Regions from separate parts of the Homo sapiens genome. Here all the other regions are linked to region 2. The links are chromatin contacts, found by Hi-C or POLR2A ChIA-PET in ENCODE. All regions are on one chromosome and are shown on one strand. Each heading gives the region's core, a stretch centred on a gene start or an enhancer-like site at or near the end of the contact. The rest is flanking DNA. Distances are from core to core; before and after follow the strand shown.

Region 1 (3,732 bases), core at 556-3,055, 270 kb before region 2:
TGGGACCACAGGCGCCCACCCGCCTTGCCTTCCCAAAGTGCTGGGATTACAGGCATGAGCCACCGCGCCCGGCCCTGTAGGGGCTTCTGGCCTGAGCCCTGACCCCCTCTGCCCCTTCCCCACAGAAGTTCAGAGGCTCCGTGCTTGCAGTTCCTCCACCTGTTCCGGCTCTCTCTGTGTGGCCAGCAGCTTCTTGTCCACTCGAGACTTGGTTTGACTGGACCTCCTCTTAAATTTTTAAAAAATTTTTAATTTATTATTAGTAGTATCATTTTTTTGAGACAGACTCTCGTTCTGTCGCCCAGGCTGGAGTGCAGTGGCGCTATCTTGGCTCACTGCAACCTCTGCCTCCTGGGTTTAAGCAATTCTCCTGCCTCAGCCTCCTGAGTAGCTGGGATTACAGGCACCACGTGCCACCACACCTGGCTAATTTTTGTATTCTTAGTAGAAATAAGGTTTCACCTCGTTGGCCAGGCTGGTCTCAAACTCCTGGCCTCAGGTGATCCGCCTGCCTCGACCTCCCAAAGTGTTGGAATTACAGTTGCCGCTGTGAGCCACAGCACCCAGCCGGCCTCCTCTTGCTCTGTGGAAAGGAGGTGCCACCTCGGGGTCCTGCACTTCCTGGGCAAGGCCAGCTGGTCAGCCTAGGCCCTGGCAGCCTCCTCCTCCCTGCCCTGAGGCCCCAGCACTGCCCCCTTCCTGCTTCCACCCCTGCTTCTGACTGTTCCAGAACCCTCTGTGGCTGCTTCTCATGTCACTCAGGGCCCACATCCTCCCCATTTCCTGCCCTTCTGTTTGCTCCTGTGTCCCCTGGGCACAGGGCCTTTGCACGGGACTGTCCTCCTGACCCCTGCTGGTCCAGAATGTTCTTTCCCAAGGTGGCTGGCTCCCTCGTCTCTCAGGCCCTTCCTGAATCTTCAGTGTCCTTCTCTCACCTTCCCTGACCACCTCTTCATTCACCTCCTCACGAGCCCGCCCTGTTTCTGGTTTCTTTTTCTTTTTTTTGAGAGTCTCGATCTGTCGCCCAGGCTGGAGTGCAGTGGCGCGATCTCAGCTCACTGCAACCTCCGCCTCCCAGGTTCAAGCGATTCTCCTGCCTCAGCCTTCTGAGTAGCTGGGATTACAGGTTTGTGCCATCACGTCCGGCTAATTTTTGTATTTTTAATAGAGATGGGGTTTCACCATGATGGCCAGGTTTTGAACTCCTTATCTCAGGTGATCCGCCCACTTCGGCCTCCCAAAGTGCTGGGGTTACAGGCATGAGCCACTGCGCCTGGCCTGGTTTCTTCTTTTTACAGCATTTATGCATTTGATATGCATATGCTTGTGGCTGGCTCACTCCTGTGGAAGGGAAGGATTGCCGGGGCTGTGTCACCAGCACCTGGGACAAGGCAAGTGGCCCTAGTGCCAGGCTCGTGCCAGGCCCTGGGCTCCAAAAGAAGAAGGTGGGGAGGGAGGTGACAGGGACACAGGCCATCTGGGGGTGGCTGTCAGAGTAGTGCTGGGAACAGCAGGTGAAGCCCAGAGGAGGAGAGGAGGAGGAGAGAGAGGAGGGGGATGGGGGATGGGAGTGGGGGATGAGTGGAGGAGGATGGAGGAGGAGGGGAATGGGGAGGAAGATGGGGAGTGAGAGGAGGGGGATGGGGGAGGAGAAGGAGAAGGAGGAGGAGGAGGAGGAGAGAGGGATGGCTTCCCACAGCTGCCTCTCGGGGGCCACTGCCCAAGGCCAGCCTCTGCACTTTTGTCCCTGAAGCGGGTGTTTGGCTCCAGGATGAGGTGGCGTCAGCAGCCGACCCGGGCCTGTCGCACTCTGGCGGGGGACTGTGGGCTGGCCCTGCAGAGCTCAGCCCCCGGCTGAGTCACAGCACAGCGCCAGGCGTGGGCCTCCCTAACAGAAAGCAAACTCCAGGCGAGAAGGTCTGGGGGCGGGTGGGGACCATCTACGATAAAGGCAGCCCCAGTTGGGTGAGGAGGGCACAGACCATCGGAGGGACAGAAAGACCTGGAAGCCTTGGATTTAGGAACTAGACTGGTGCTTTTGGTTTCTTTTCTTGTTGAGGGGGCTGAGGATGAGGCTTTGTGAAACCAACCAGGAAGAATGAAACACAGAGCTGGTCCGACACCCAGCTCGAGGGAGGGGGGCCGGAAGCTTCTGGAAGTTGGCTGCCCCTAAGCAGGGGCCACTCTAGCCCACAAGGCCAAGTTGGCAGAGGCAGACGAGGGGACTCTGCGGCTCAAGTCACGGGCCAGGAGCCCGCAGCTGCCGGGCTGGAAAGGTCAGAGCCGGCTCTGCGTCTGGCTGCGCCGGCAAGAAGCCACAATTACGCAGGCAAAAGAGCCCGGGGATTAGCCCCAGCACCTGGGACCCTGAATGGTGAGAAGGCACCTAGGGGGTGTTGGAACACATTCTGAGTTCAGAGCCTGGTCAGGGAGAAAAAACCAAACGGAGATCAGGAAGGGGAAGGGGCCTTCGAGGGCTTTCCCATCCCAACTTCCCAGGATGCCTGACCCCAGAGCTCCTGGATTTGATCCACGCCTCGTGACACACACAACCCCTGGGAGGAAGGAGCCCAGGCCCCTTGGAGAGCCCCAGAGGCCTCTAAGGGCCGGTGAGTCTAGGACATGGGGCAGGAGCTGCAAATGGGGCCTCCCTGCTCCCCACCCTTCCTTCCCTCCTCCTCTAAACATTGCCCCACCCACCTCGCCCTGTGAGCCCAGCCCCCTGCACGGCCCACACTGTAGGGGCATGGGGTGTGCCAAGAGATGCTCCTGTCGACCAGGCGCAGTGGCTCATGCCTGTAATCCCAGCACTTTGGGAGGCCAAGGCGGGAGGATCACTTGAGATCAGGAGTTCAAGACCAGCCTCGCCAACATGGTGGAACTGTGTCTGTACTAAAAATACAAAAATTAGCCGTCTGTGTTGGTGCACACCTGTAATCCCAGCTACTCAGGAGGCTAAGGCAAGAGAATCGCTTGAACACACGAGGCAGAGGTTGCAGTGAGCCAAGATTGTGCCACTGCACTCCAGCCTGGGCAACAGAGCGAGACTCCGTCTCAAAAAAAAAAAAAAAATGCTCTTGTCCAACAGGCAGGTGGGTGCCGTGGGCCGGTGCATCCCAAGGCTTCCAGGCCCGGGCCCCCAACTGCTGCCCCTGCCTGTGTTGAGGGGGCGGGTTTGTGAGGTTCAGGGCAGGCCACATCCTGGACCCCACATGCCCCATCTCTAACCATCAATCAAGTGCCGCTGTGGCGGAGAGGATTCAGGCGACTGCAGATATCCATCCCTGTCCCCCACCCCACACACAAGGAGAACATCCCAGGCGAGGACATTGTAAATGCAAAATCTATACGATGGCAAGTAACTCTGAAGACTCAAGAAAAAGAGTTCCTCACGGACGGGACCTTTTATTCCAATCACCTCTCAAAATAGGTCTCCGAACGAGGACCCTGAAGAGAAGGCTATGCAGGGGGACGGGCCGCTGCCTGGCTCAGGGCTTCCCTCTGGTTTCTTCACGGTCCACAGATGCTACCCGGAGCCTTTCTCGAAAGCGCTGACTCAGTGTCTCAGGTGCGCGCCCGAGGAGTGGCAAACCCGGCCTGGCTCAGAAAGGGGGCAGGAGCCTCGTGAGAATCTTCCATGAGCATCTTCCGAGGGGATTCCTGTCCTGTCTTCTCTGTGTGAACGCCAGTGTGGACAGATGAGGATAGATGATGGAGTCCAGGCCACCCAGG
Region 2 (3,641 bases), core at 817-3,316:
TGGGAGGCCGAGGTGGGTGGATCACCTGAGGTCAGGAGTTCGAGACCAGCCTGGCCAACATGGTGAAACCCCATCTCTACCAAAAATATAAAAATTAGCTGGGTGTGGTGGTGTACACCTGTAATCCCAGCTACTTGGGAGGCTGAGGCAGAATTGCTTGAATCCAGGAGGCAGAGGTTGCAGTGAGCCAAGATCGCACCACTGCACTCTAGCCTGGGCAAAAAGACCAAAACTGTTGTCTCAAAAAAGAAAAGGAAATTAGGTTCTTAAAGGCATCTTCCCAGACGTGAGAGTGTCTGCTTTTGCCTGGTATAGTAGTGCCTGCAAATGTTCAAGGAAATAAACAGGTACCCCTGTTAAGCCTATAGGTAACTTCTCATTGCTCCCCATCTTCTCTGTACTCAGCACTTTTTTTTTTTGTTTTGTTTTTGAGACAGCACCTCTCTGTTGCCCAGGCTGGAGTGCAGTGGCTGAATCATGGGTCACTGCAATCTCAAACCTATGGGTTCAGGCAATCCTCCTGCCTCCGAAGTAGCTGGGACTGCAGGTGCGCACCACCACACCTGGATAGTTCAAAATAAAACTTTTTTTTGTAGAGACAGGGTCTCACTATGTCTTCCAGGCTGGTCGTGAATTCCTGACCTCAAGTAATCCTCCCTCTTTGACCTTCCAAAGTGCTGGGATTACAAGTGTGAACCACTGCACCCGCCGTGGCACTTTTTTTTTTTTTTTTTTTTTTTGAGATGGAGTCTCACTCTGTCACCCAGGCTGGGTGCAGTGGCGTGAACTCAGCTCACTGCAACCTCCACCTCCCGGATTCAAGCGATTCTCCTGCCTCAGCCTCCTGAGTAGCTGGGATTACAGGCACCCGCCACCACACCTGAAAAATTTTTGTAATTTTTTTTTTCTTTTTTGAGACGGAGTTTTGCTCTTGTTGCCCAGGCTGTAGTGCAATGGCACTCTCTCGGCTAATTGCAACCTCTGCCTCCCGGGTTCAAGCGATTCTCCTGCCTCAGCCTCCTGAGTAGCTGGGATTACAGGCATGCGCCACCACGCCCAGCTAATTTTGTATTTTTAGTAGAGATGCGGTTTCTCCATGTTGGTCAGGCTCGTCTCGAACTCCCGACCTCAGGTGATCCGCACATCTCGGCCTCCCAAAGTGCAGGCGTGAGTCACCGGACCCAGGTCCCGCCCTGGCACTTTTTAACCACCCACAAATCTGGATCCTACACTGAAAAGAGACACTGCAGTGGCTCACGTCTGTAATCCCAGCACTTTGGGAGGCCAAGGCGGGCGGATCACCTGAGGTCGCGAGTTTGAGACCAGCCTGACCAACATGGAGAAACCCCGTCTCTACTAAAAATACAAAAGTGGCCAGGCATGGTGTCGCACACTTGTAATCGCAGCTACTCGGGAGGCTGAGGCAGGAGAATTGCTTGAACCCAGGAGGCGGAGGTTGCGGTGAGCCGAGATCGCGCCATTGCACTACAGCCTGGGCAACGAGAGCGAAACTCCGTCTCAAAAAAAAAAAAAAAAAAAATCCTGAGTCCCGCTTGACACCTTTTGTCAGGCACCACCACCTTTCTGGGCGAATGCGGTAGTACCGTCTGCTCTCCCTGCTGCTGTCCTGAAATCCATTCAGGCACAGCGGCCGAGAGCTTTATAATAACCGATTCCAGGTGTTAGGTGCTTTCCCAGCCCCGACTCCTGCGTCCTGGACCCGCAGTCCTCTGCTTAATACCTTTGCTTTATTAGAAAACATTCTCCTCTACTCCGTTCAGCTATTCGCTGAGGGCCCGCCAACCGCCAGCGGTTGTCAGTGGCCTAGAGGCAGCGGACGCAAACACGGGGAGAGGTGCAATCGTCTCAAGTGACTCGGCGGGCGGGGCCCACAACCGGAAGCGGGTGGGCGACCTTCACCCACGTGCGCTGCGGCTTCGTTCGCCAGCATCCAAGATGGCGGCAGGGCGGGGCCCAAGGCGCGGCGCGAATTGTGACGCAGGCGTCCGGCGTGCTCCGTGCGCAAGCGCTTTCGGCGGCGATTAGGTGGTTTCCGGTTCCGCTATCTTCTTTTTCTTCAGCGAGGCGGCCGAGCTGGTTGGTGGCGGCGGTCGTGCGGGTTCGCGCCGGGCCGAGAGCGGGTTGGGGGCTGCGGGAGGCTGCAGGGGCCTGGGCGGCAGAAGAGGCGGCCCTGAGCTGGCTCATGCGGGCCAGTCTCGGCAGGGTGGCTGGGCAGGGCTCGCGAGGCCACGGCTCGGAGCCCAGACCGGGGCCCAGGAGGCGAGCGCCGTTTTGGAGAGGAGCCTGCCTGCTCTGCCTGCCAGCGTGACCCCACGAGGCCTCGGGCGGGAAGAGGTCCTCGGGGCAGATCCGAGTTAATGAGAGAGGGGTATTGAGCGTGTAGCGTTAACTCTGCCAGTCACTGCGTCAGTCGCTTTGGAAATACTAAATTTCTCGAGCTGAGTCTTCATACCTGGCTCCATTACTACGTCTGTAAGGAGGAGCTGGTGGTAGTGTCTGCTTTTTAGACTTTTCTTTAGACTATTTGTATTTTTTTCAGATGGAGTCTTGCTCTGTCGCCTAAGCTGGAGTTCAGTGGTGCGGTCTCGGCTCACTGCAATCTCCACCTCCCGGGCTCGAGCGATTCTTCTGCCTCAGCCTCCCGAGTAGCTGGGATTATAGGCGCCTGCCACCACGCCCAGTTGATTTTTGTAGTTTTAGTAGAGACGGAGTTTCACCATGTTAGCCAGGCTCATCTTGAACTCTTGACCTCAAATGATCCGTCTGCCTCGGCCTTCCAAAGTGCTGGGATTACAGGCATGAGCCCCTGCGCCCGGTCGATTCTTTGTCTTTTTAAGTCAACTTTTATATGTGAACAATGCTTGGCAGGTGGTTGGTAGATACTAAGTGATGTTCGTGGTTTGGGGTCAAGGCAAGAAGTGGGGTCTGGAGAGTTTTGGTGTAATTGAGAAGGAAGCTAAGAGTGTTGGGTGCTCCAGCTTGGAGTTAGAGAGGAGAGAGGCTGCGACAGGAAGGCATGTGTGTTGTAGGGGATGGCTTCCCATCCAGGCTGGCAGCAGGAGCAGCCTGTGCAGATCAGGACCTGGCTGCCGTGGAAGAGGGTGGGACCGCCTTCAGGGAAGATGGATCTAGCAAGATGATGCCAAAGGGTACTTATTCCATCAGGAGATACTGACGAGTCCTTCCGCCGCTAAACCTAAGGAGAATAACCACAGTCTGTGTTCCTGAAGAGCACCCGTGCGGTCAGGAGGGTGGAGGACATGTGGTCTTTAGTTCCAGGACATGTTTAGACTACAGGCCAGGGTGTGTGAGAAGCCTAGCAGGGCCAGGCTTGGAGGAGTGAAAGGAAGACAGGTACTGGGGCAGGACCAGTTGGACTTGGTGCAGGCAAAGGGATAGCAACTGTGGTGTAGGCACCTGAGCTTGTGCTACTCAGGCATGCATTGCTCACCAGTCTATCCTGCCTCCCTTCCTCCTGCAGACGCAAACATGCAGATCTTTGTGAAGACCCTCACTGGCAAAACCATCACCCTTGAGGTCGAGCCCAGTGACACCATTGAGAATGTCAAAGCCAAAATTCAAGACAAGGAGGGTGAGTAGGGCTGGGTGTGGGGGCTCTG
Region 3 (3,790 bases), core at 213-2,712, 410 kb after region 2:
TCTTGCAACAACCTGCCAAGAACGTGGAGAGCCAGAAAGGAGAGGGTGAACATCTCTGGACTGAAACAGGGAAACTGTCAAAGGCTCTAGAGTAGGCAGGTGGGACGTCCAAGCCAGAAAGGACAGGTTTGCTCTGGGTTCCTTGCAAGTGACCTCCATGGGGTTCGGGGCTGAGACGGAGCCTACAACGTTGTCTAAGGCCACATTTCAGACAACTGCCAGAGAATGGTTGTTTTACCAAATAGCTGGCCAGCACACGGGGTCTATGTCTCTGTGTCTTTTGGCTAGGTTATTCACACCCCACCCTCGTCAGCTGTCAGGGTTACCCTGGGGAATGTCAATTCCAGGCACTTCTGGTTCCAGTGGGCATTCAGGCAAAGGGTGCTCCAGCAGCCCAGGGTAGCCCTGATACCCTGCACAGGTGCCTGCCATTAAATGGGGCTGGAACCGAGGGGTATAGATGGAACAGTTCAGAATTGCTTTCATTCCTGCCCTGCCCTTCCAGACTGCTCTTTTAAAAGGTGTAAATCAGGCCAGGCATGGTGATACATGCCTGTAGTCCCAGCTACTCAGGAGGCTAAGGCTGGAGGATCATTTCAGCCCAGGAGGTCAAGGCTGCAGAGAGCTATGATCATGCCACTGTACTCCAGCCTGGGCTACAGAGTGAGATGCCGTCTTAAAAATAATAATGATAATGATGATAAATTTTTTGTTTGTTTTTGAGACAGAGTCTTACTCTGTCACTCAGGCTGGAGTGCAGTGACGCCATCCCGGCTCGCTGCAACCTCCACTTTCCGGGTTCAAGTGATCTTCTCGCCTCAGCCTCCCGAGTAGCTGGAACTATGTGTGTGTACCACCATGCCTGGCTAATTTTTGTATTTTTAGTACAAACGGAATTTTGCCGTCTTGCCCAGGCTGGTCTCAAACTCCTGACCTCAAGCGATCCGTCTGCCTTGGCCTCCCAAAGTGCTGGGATTACAAGCATGAGCCACCGCACCATGACAAAAGCCCCTCTCTACTAAAAAATACAAAAATTAGCTGGGCATGGTGGCGCGTGCCCATAGTCCCGGCTACTCAGGAGGCTGAGGTGGGAGGATTGCGTGAATCTTGGAGGTGGAGGTTGCAGTAAGCCGAGATGGCACCACTACACTCCAGCCTGGGCGACAGAGTAAGACCCTGTCTCAAAACGAAAACCAACAAATAAAAATGTGTGGTGAATGAATGAATGAATGAATGAGTGAACAGACAAGATGTAAAAAGCCGATCAGAGCCTCTGCCAAGGAGATGTCAGAGGGTTTTTCACAGCAGCCTTTGAACAATGGCCCTGGGAGGAAGCCAGGCTTATTTCCCCATTTGACACAGGAAGAAACTGTCTTGGTTCAAATCTGATCCTTTTTTCTCCTAAGACCACAGCTGCCTCCGAAACAAAGGCCGACAATTGCTGCCAGCAAGTGCTTTGCTGTTTTTACTTCCTCTAAACATTCTTCAGTGGATTTTCCTTTCAAACTGGTTGTAAGGAGGCACATGGCTGGGTGTTGGTGGGGGGTGGCACCCCTGCCCGGACCCCACACGCTTCCCTACCACGTGGCCGGTTTGGAGTAGACCCATCTTTGTGCTGAAACACAGCCCAACATTGCCATATACGGGGGGCTTGTCTACATTTTACAAGATTTTTACAAAAATGATGCTACACTTTGCAAATGGATTTATTTTTTTTGAGACAAGGTCATACTCTGTCACCCAGGCTGGAGTGCAGTGGTACAATCACAGCTCACTGCAGCCTTGACCTCCCGGGCTCAAGTGATCCTTCCTCCTCAGCCTCCCAAGTAGGTGGGACTACAGGCATGTGCCACCATGCCCGGCTAGGGTTTCTTTTTTTTTTAATAGAGATGGGGTCTTGTTACGTTGCCCAGGCTGGCCTTGAATTCCTGGCCTCAAGCAGTGCTCTTTCCTCTCCCTCCTAAAGTGCTGGGATTGCAGGTGTGAGCCACCACGCCCAGCTTGGAACATCTTTATTTTAAGATGAGCATGCTGGGGCCTCAGGGAGTGAAGTGAATTTTCCAAAGTCACTCGTTGTGACCAGGACACTGGAGTCAAGGCCCTTTCATCATGTCATGGGGTCTAGGTAAGGACTCAGGAAACTTCATTTATTTATTTATAGATAGAGTTTTGCTTTTGTAGCCCAGGCTGGAGTACAGTGGTGCGATCTCGGCTCACTGCAACCCCCGCCTCCTGGATTCACGCGATTCTCCTGCTTCGGCCTCCGGAATAGCTGGGATTACAGGCATGCACCACCACACCCAGCTAATTTTTGCATTTTTAGTAGAGACGAGGTTTCACCATGTTGGCCAGGCTGGTCTCGAACTCCTGACCTCAGGTGATCTGCCTGCCTCGGCCTCCCAAAGTGCTGGGATTACAGGCGTGAGCCACCACGCCTGGCCTTTGTTTTAAGGAGGAGGAGTCAGCCAATGGGATGCCTCAAGGACTGGGTCCACTGACACAGAACAATGGAAACAGATCAGCGATGTCTGAGTTCACAGCATGCGGGTGCTGCTCCTAAGAACCCTTCTGTAGATGCTACTGTTCTCCCCATTTGCAAATGAGGAAGCTGACACTCAGAGATGTGGATCACCCGCCCCAGGTTACACAGCACAGAGAGGACATGTTAGGACTGAGGATTCAAATTCTTAAGGTTTGCTTTCCTCCTGGCAAAAGCAAGTCATGAAGGCGTGGAAGCTGAAATCTCGAGGCTAACGCTCCCCTTTTCACACCTGGCCACAAGCTGCAAGAACTGGGAGTTGGTGCTCCCATGAGTCCAACCTGAGGATTCGCTGGAGAAAAATTCAGCCAAGAAAAGCTCAGCTCGTGAGGTCCCCCTCCTGGGCTGTGAAGGAAGCGGATAGTGCCAGTCATTACAGAGCCGCAATTCCTGAGTGTTAAAGTTCTCAGGGCCATGAGTATGGACTTCGTGGGAAATAGAAGCACCGTGTAGACCTATGCATGTGTGTATGTCTGTGTGCATACGTGTGCATGTCTCTGTGTATGTATGTGCATGTGTGCACGCATTCGCACATGGCGTTGCACAGGGTGTGTCCATGTGTACGCAAGTGTGTGTATATAGGGAGCTTCTAAATCAGATGAAACCAACTGGAAATCCGGATACTGATGTTTAGAATTCAAGCTCTGGAGTCAGACTGCCCCAGGCCTCAGTTTTTCCATTGGGAAATGGGCTGATCCTCCCCGGATGAGAGCACTGGAGTCCAGAGAGGCCAATGACGATCAGATTTATCTCAGTATATGGTCTGTGCTGTGGGCCTTGAGGCTGAAATTTTGTGAGCTCCTTTAATTCTCTTTTTTGTGTGTGTTGGGGGTTGGCGGCAGGGTCTTGCTCTGTCGTCCAGGCTGGGCTGCAGTGGTGCATTCATAGCTCACTGCAGCCTCCAGCTCCCTGGCTCAAGCAATCCTTCAACCTCAGCCTCCCGAGGAGCTGGGACTACAGGTGGGACTATCATGCCCTGCTAACAAAAACGTTTCTTTTTGTAGAGGTGGAGCCTCCCTATGTTGCCTAGGCTGCAGCCCCAGCATTCATTAATCATCCCCGGCTCCTACCTCTGCCCAGCCCTTAATCCCCCGAACATATGATGGGGATTAATCCCCCAAACCCTTGGGGGGGATTAATCCCCCAAACATATGGGGATGGGGGGACTTGTGACAACTTACCACTCTTTCCCTGGATAGCTCCTCTATGGAATGTGGTAGAGTTTGGGGGCCACCCAACCCTCAGGCTGGC

What was found. Hi-C counts contacts between places; a loop is a spot of excess contacts on that map. ChIA-PET counts read pairs that join two places held with the same protein, here RNA polymerase II (POLR2A). Pooled maps may share reads with other maps.
Region 1: a loop to region 2 is called in a pooled map, with 5 times the contacts of the local background. The contact joins the enhancer-like site here to the promoter of UBA52 in region 2. A Hi-C loop is called at or near these places in 3 of 50 pooled maps. POLR2A ChIA-PET finds 5 or more read pairs at or near these places in 3 of 52 experiments (Caco-2, HCT116 and activated CD4-positive, alpha-beta T cell).
Region 3: a loop to region 2 is called in a pooled map, with 2.9 times the contacts of the local background. The contact joins the enhancer-like site here to the promoter of UBA52 in region 2. A Hi-C loop is called at or near these places in 3 of 50 pooled maps. POLR2A ChIA-PET finds 5 or more read pairs at or near these places in 5 of 52 experiments (GM10248, H1, MCF 10A and 2 more).

Annotation. Positions count from the first base shown.
Region 1 is chr19:18,302,851-18,306,582 of GRCh38, forward strand. It overlaps LSM4 (LSM4 homolog, U6 small nuclear RNA and mRNA degradation associated), which reads right to left. Exons shown (of 5, transcript NM_012321.5): 5 at 3,386-3,732. Among named protein-coding and RNA genes, the nearest start is that of LSM4, 18 kb to the right of the region's middle. RefSeq lists enhancers at 1,849-2,228, 2,119-2,624. Within about 2 kb of position 1,806, at least 37 of the 41 ENCODE cell types and tissues checked have a DNase peak (open chromatin) inside an H3K27ac peak, as active enhancers do; they include HCT116, where a contact is called at or near this core.
Region 2 is chr19:18,569,791-18,573,431 of GRCh38, forward strand. UBA52 (ubiquitin A-52 residue ribosomal protein fusion product 1) reads left to right here and starts at 2,067. Exons shown (of 5, transcript NM_001033930.3): 1 at 2,067-2,119; 2 at 3,503-3,613. The coding sequence starts at 3,511. RefSeq lists enhancers at 1,401-2,077, 1,448-1,567, 1,778-2,117, 2,756-3,432.
Region 3 is chr19:18,984,054-18,987,843 of GRCh38, forward strand. No RefSeq gene overlaps it. Among named protein-coding and RNA genes, the nearest start is that of HOMER3, 45 kb to the left of the region's middle. Within about 2 kb of position 1,463, at least 6 of the 41 ENCODE cell types and tissues checked have a DNase peak (open chromatin) inside an H3K27ac peak, as active enhancers do.